Regions from separate parts of the Homo sapiens genome. Here region 2 is linked to region 1. Evidence: chromatin loops called from intact Hi-C (ENCODE). Cell type or tissue: PC-9. All regions are shown on one strand. Each heading gives the region's core, and the rest is flanking DNA. Links, peaks and the distances in the headings are about the cores only.

Region 1 (2,913 bases), core at 150-2,649:
CAAGACTCAAATTCAGTGTCAGGATTGTGGATATCCTGTTTCAGTTATCTGTTTCTGAATAACAAATCACCCTAAGCATAGTGACTTCACATGACAGTCATTTATTTGCTTATCATTCTGCAATTTGGACAGTGCTTGGAGGGGCCATCTCATTTCTGCTGGCATCAGCTGGGGTAGCTCACCTGGGGCTGGGGAGACCACTCCCAAGACGGCTCATCCACATAACCTCAGTGGTTCCAGCTGTAAAATGGGCGCTTAGATGGGGTGGTTCTTCAGCATGTGACCTCCCGTGTGGCTGGGTTGGACTCCTCAGAAGCTGAGTTCTGAAAGGAAACATCCCCAAACCAAGCTCACCAAGAGGACAAACTCCAGGGTGCAAACACATATCAAGCTTTCCTTTTGCATCACACTTGCTAATATCCCATTGGCCAAAGCAAGTCACACAGCCAAGCCCAGAATCAACGTGGAACAGAGCTGCTCTCCACAGATGGGTGAGTGCTAGGAGGCAGGGTGCACTGGGGCCCACATACCCCCTGGGAACTCTGGGATCCTGTGCTTTTTCCATTTTATTTCTGAAACATTGAGGTGCCAGATTCTAGCACGATATGAACATTCAATAAATATGTATTAGAACCACAGAAATCTTGTTGCATTTCCACTGAAAATGTTTCTGAATGGACTAGACAGATTTAAGCTATGTAGCTTACCCATGGCTATAATGATTGTGTTCCTAGTTAATGAAAGACATGAAAAAAAATCACTCTATGAGGTCAGATTTCTAAATATACCTTTCCAAGGAATTAAGTATCGTCCTTTTTTTTTTTTTTTTTTTTTTTAAGATGGAGTCTTACTCTATCGCCCAGGCTGGAGTGCAGTGGCGTGATCTCAGCTCACTGCAACCTCCCAGGTTCAAGCAACTCTCTTGCCTCAGCCTCCCGAGTAGCTGGGATTACAGGCATGTGCCACCACACCCAGCTAATTTTTGTATTTTTAGTAGAGATGGGGTTTCACCATGTTGGCCAGACTGGTCTGAAACTCTTGACCTTAAGTGATTCGCCTGCCTCAGCCTCCCAAAGTGCTGGGATTACAGGCGTGAGTTACCGAGCCTGGCCAAGTATTGTCTTTTGCTTTAGGCTACCAGAGGTTTGCTTCTTGCATGTTTGTTTTTGAGTCAGGGTCTCACTCTATTACTTAGGCTGGAGTGCAGTGGCGCAATCATAGCTCACTGCAGCCTGCAACTCTGAGGCTCAAGTGATCTTCCCACCACAGCCTCCTGAGTAGCTGAGACTACAGTCATGTGCCACCACACCCAGCTAATTTTTTTTTTTCCAAAGAGATGGGATCTTGCTACATTGCCCAGGTGGGTCTCGAACTCCTGGCCTCAAGCAATCCTCTTGCCATGGCCTCCCAAAGCACTGGGATTACAGGCATAAGCCATTGCACCCAGCCCTTGAATTTTTGAAAATTAGGCTCTTTAACACCTGCTTGGACTTCAAAGAACGAAGGTGAGTACTTACACAATAACCAAACAGTGCATTCCTTGGAAATTCCAAACCTAGATCTCTTGTTACATGCTTGCCAAGCTTGTCCTGAACGTTCCTAAGTGCAGCAGGAAAGAAGTGGCTCAGCTTGTGCTGTGTGTCCCCTGAGTCTTGACCTGTGACTAATAACTGTTTCCTTTGTGTGCAGGGGTTCTCTATCTCCAGTATGGAGATGAAACCAAGCAGCTCAGGATGCCGAATGAAATCACAAGTGCAGACACAATCCGTGCTCTCTTCGTAAGTGCCTTTCCACAGCAGCTCACCATGAAAATGCTGGAATCGCCCAGTGTCGCCATTTACATCAAAGATGAAAGCAGAAATGTCTATTATGAATTAAATGATGTAAGGTAAGTTGTGACATCATTTTTTGCCTGCCATTTTGCCTTAGAGTTTTTTTTGTTTTTTGTTTTTTTGTTTTTGAGGGGTTTTTTTTTACCCACTATATTGCATTTAGAGTGTTTTTTTGTTTTTTGTTTTTTGTTTTTTGTTTTTTGTTTGGTCCATCATATCCCTTTCATAGAGTTTATACCAAATTCTAATTTCTTTATATCCTAGTGAAGAAAGCAGATTCATTATCCTGATTGGTTGGGCTTATTTCACCCAGTCAGATGATTTCACTATCTGGTTTTCTACAATTCATTTACAGGGTATAGCTTATAAAAACGAGGACAAATTTCTCCGCCACAGATTTTTGAATGCTACATCTGAAAAGAACATTAGAAATGATTCAGTCCACCATTTTATCTAAGGGTTAGGGAAACTAAGGCCCAAAAAGGTAGCGGAGAGACCTGATCGAGGTCTTAAGAGTTGTAGGCAGTACTTCATTCATATTGGAACTTTCCCAATTCCCCCTCAAGTGTTCTTTCCTCCATAGAAAGACCCTGTGGACATTTTAGGTAATGATCCCACTGGGTCGTTATTTACACATAACAAGTTAGAATAAAAGCAGTGGGCTCTGTATTATTTTCCATAAGAAAAGAGACTGAGAAGCATCTTCACTTTCCATTCATTTCTTAAAGAGTTGTCCTTTACCCAAAGATCTTACTTTCCAGGTGGCCTTTCCCCAGGGCCCCCAGTTGAATATCCTCCAAAATTAAGCTAAATGGACTCCTGCTATTGATGGGATTGAGAGTCAGTTAGAAACAAAAGCATCTCTCTCTCCCTCTCTCTCTCTCTCTCTTTTTTTTTTTTTTTTTTTTTTTTTTTTTATGAGACAGTCTTGCTCTTTCGCCCAGGCTGGAGTACAATGGTGCGATCTCCGTTTACTGTAACCTCCGCCTCCTGGGTTCAAGCGATTCTCCTGCCTCAGCCTCCCAAGTAGCTGGGATTACAGGCGCCCACCACCAGGCCCAGCTAATTTTTTTCTATTTTT
Region 2 (2,913 bases), core at 169-2,668, 51 kb after region 1:
TTAAAAAGTCTGTATTGAACTGGGTGCAGTAACTCATGCCTGTAATTCCAGCATGTTAGGAGGCTGAGGCAGGAGGGCCACTTGAGCCCTGGAGTTCAAGACCAGCCTGGGCAACAGAGTGAGATCCCATCTCTACAAAAGACTTTTTGAAAAATTAGGTGTGGTGGCACATGCTTGTAGCCCTAGGTGCTCAGGAGGCTAAGGTGGAAGGATCACTTGAGCCCAGGAGTTGGAGGCTGCAGTGAGCTATGATTGCACTACTGCACTCCAGCCTGGGCAACAGAGCAAGATCCTGTCTCAAAAAAAAAAAAAAAAAAAGTCTGTATATACTCATGCAGGGCCAACTTGTATCACCAGTAAATACTTCCTCTGTCTCCTTGTCCATCCTCAAAGCTAAAGAGACCTTGGAGAATACTGGGTCCTAATAGCTGACTTTACAGCAGGAGAAACAGCAAGGAGACTTCCTAAAGGTCCAAGGATGGGAGCTACTCTAGTTAAATGACATTTCGCTATCCTGCTGCCTTAAGGGTGGCTCCAGCCATTGCTCTTGACCTCACAGCCACCCACTGGGCCACTCCACCTCCATCTCTCACCTGACTTGCTACAGTGGTCTCCCAAAAGGTCTCCCCACTCAGTCCCTGCCCACCTTCCGCCTGTTCTCATTGGGGAGGCCAGAGTGACCCCGTTAAAACGTGAGACCTTTCATGTCGAGCCTCAGCTCAGGACTCGCCGTGGCCCCCCTCACATTTTGTCTTTGCAAGCACAAGTAACTAAGACAAAACAAAAAGGAAATGCACTAGAGAGACCAAATATAGCAAATGTTTTTTTCTTTTCCCTAAGAGTCATTATTTTATTTCTTTTGAGTCCGCCCTAAGATTTACAGCTCTAAAGCAGGCGAGAGTGGGGAGTTCATTTCCACAGTCACCATGAGGTCCACTCAAGAGACCATCTCTCCTGACACCGTCTCTCATTTGAAGGTAAATTAGCTGGCCGTGTTCAGCTGGCCCATAACATGAAGCAACTGCTATTCCTACCTGTTTGTACCTGTGCAAAAAATGAGATGTCAATTCCAGAACACAAATGTTCCAGATTAGCCTCAGGGAAGAGAAAGAAAATGCAAAACAGGTGATTTCATAAAGCAGGGTGTAGGCTTGCCCTGGGGAGTGGCGGCTCTAGGCACCCAGCAGAGAGCCAACAGGAAGTGAAGTGCCTCACCCTAGATGTGAGTCACTAAGGGAGGCAGCTCAGTGCCACAGAGAGCCCTGGATCCGAGAAAGCCTGCAAGCTAATTGATCTGTTTCCCTAAGAAAAGCCCTGCCTGGCTAAGCCTCAGTGTCTTTTGTCCTAATAAGGGGATGATAATCTACTCAAGAGTTCTGTGCAATTTTTATTTTTATTTTTATTATATTTATGTGTATATATATGTATATATGTATATGTGTGTGTATATATATATAGATATACATATATATTGATATACATATATATAGATAGATAGATATACATATATATATATATATATTTTTTTTTTTTTTTTTTTTTTTGAAACAGTCTCGCTCTGTTGCCCAGGCTGGAGTGCAGTGGCATGATCTCGGCTCACTGCAACCTCCGCCTCCCGGGTTCAAACAATTCTCCTGCCTCAGCCTCCCAAGTAGCTGGTATTACAGAAGCCCACCACAGTAGCCCAGCTAATTTTTTGTATTTTTAGTAGAGACAAGGTTTCACCATGTTGGCCAGGCTGGTTTTGAACTCCTGACTTCAAGGGATCCGCCCACCTCGGCCTCCCAAAGTGCTGGGATTACAGGTGTGAGCCACCGTGTATGGCCTATTTTTATTTTTCAATGTATTATTATTTTAGAGATGTGGTCTTGCTCTGTCACCCAGGCTGGAACGCAGTGGTGCAATCATAGCTCACTGCAGCCTCGAACTCCTGGGCTTAAGCAAGCCTCCCCCACCTCAGCCTCCCAAAATTTGGGGATTACAAGTGTGAGCCACTGTGCCTGGCAGAGGGACAAGTTCTGTGCAATTTAAATGAAAATAGCTATTAGATCACTTTGTGTACTGGACAGTTTTCTATGAATAAATTTTTCATTGACATAAAACCATGAAGCCATAGAGTTGTGCCAGCCCTTCGGATCTGAGGGGGGTTGTGTCCTTATTCCTGACTTGGGGCTGTTTCCTGGTCCCATCCAGAACAGCCTACACAGAAAGTGAATTGTGAAATAGATTAAAGGCTGCCTGGAGCCTTCCCTAAGTGCATTTGCTGTGCTGGGCAGAGCACTGCTAGAACCTGGGAAGCCAATTGTGCATGCGGGGAACACCAGGCCTGGGTGGGACTGAGCTTGGACCTCCTGGTTGGACCTGCCCGCTTTTTTTTTTTTTTTTTAATAGCTTCATTCAAGATCACAGACCCAGAATGGGAAGAGCTATGGGATTTATGTAAATCCCTTCCAACCAGAAACTTATGTAATTCCAGGATTCTAAGTGAGGCTGGATTTCTGTGGGTAGTGGGTGTGAGAGAATGGGTACCCCTGTTTAACAAGGGGTAGGGGCCTTCTGAGACTGTTTCCTCTACAGAGTAAGGGTTCGTTCAGCCTTTTCCGTGGCCTGCCAAGAACTCAACTCCATGTTCCCTCACTTCCTGTAATTGACCTTGTCCAGGACTTTCTGACCTTGGAGAATTCACCTTTGCTCTTTCTGCTGCTTCGTGCATTCTTCCACCAAATGTCTAACTGACTGGCTCCTCTCCAAACTCAAGGCTTTGCCAAATGCCACCAGCTCAGGGAGGCCTTTCCTGGCCATGACACTTGAAGTTGCAACACTCCCCCGCAGTCTCCCGTGCCCCAGATGTAAGTTCCATGAGGGCAAGCCCTGTGCTTTTACCACCATATCCCCAGCATCTTGAGCTGTGCC

Evidence for each region. Peaks named below come from ENCODE experiments on the same cell type or tissue, not always from the same donor. Only the 100,000 strongest peaks of a DNase experiment are listed, where the experiment ranks them.
Region 2: a loop joins it to region 1, with 5 times the contacts of the local background. A loop is called at or near these places in 6 of 110 quality-filtered maps.

What each region holds. Positions count from the first base shown.
Region 1 is chr10:24,431,306-24,434,218 of GRCh38, forward strand. It overlaps KIAA1217, which reads left to right. Exons shown (of 21, transcript NM_019590.5): 4 at 1,690-1,888. LOC124902395 (a long non-coding RNA gene) reads right to left here. Exons shown (of 2, transcript XR_007062090.1): 2 at 86-323. Among named protein-coding and RNA genes, the nearest start is that of MIR603, 160 kb to the left of the region's middle. RefSeq lists enhancers at 1,103-2,302, 1,158-1,794, 2,140-2,816. In PC-9, for the core only: no CTCF peak of the experiment used is centred there; a DNase peak (open chromatin) is centred at 1,586; H3K27ac peaks cover 1,394 bases.
Region 2 is chr10:24,482,721-24,485,633 of GRCh38, forward strand. The region is part of intron 6 of KIAA1217; the gene reads left to right. Among named protein-coding and RNA genes, the nearest start is that of MIR603, 210 kb to the left of the region's middle. In PC-9, for the core only: no CTCF peak of the experiment used is centred there; a DNase peak (open chromatin) is centred at 1,181; H3K27ac peaks cover 1,600 bases.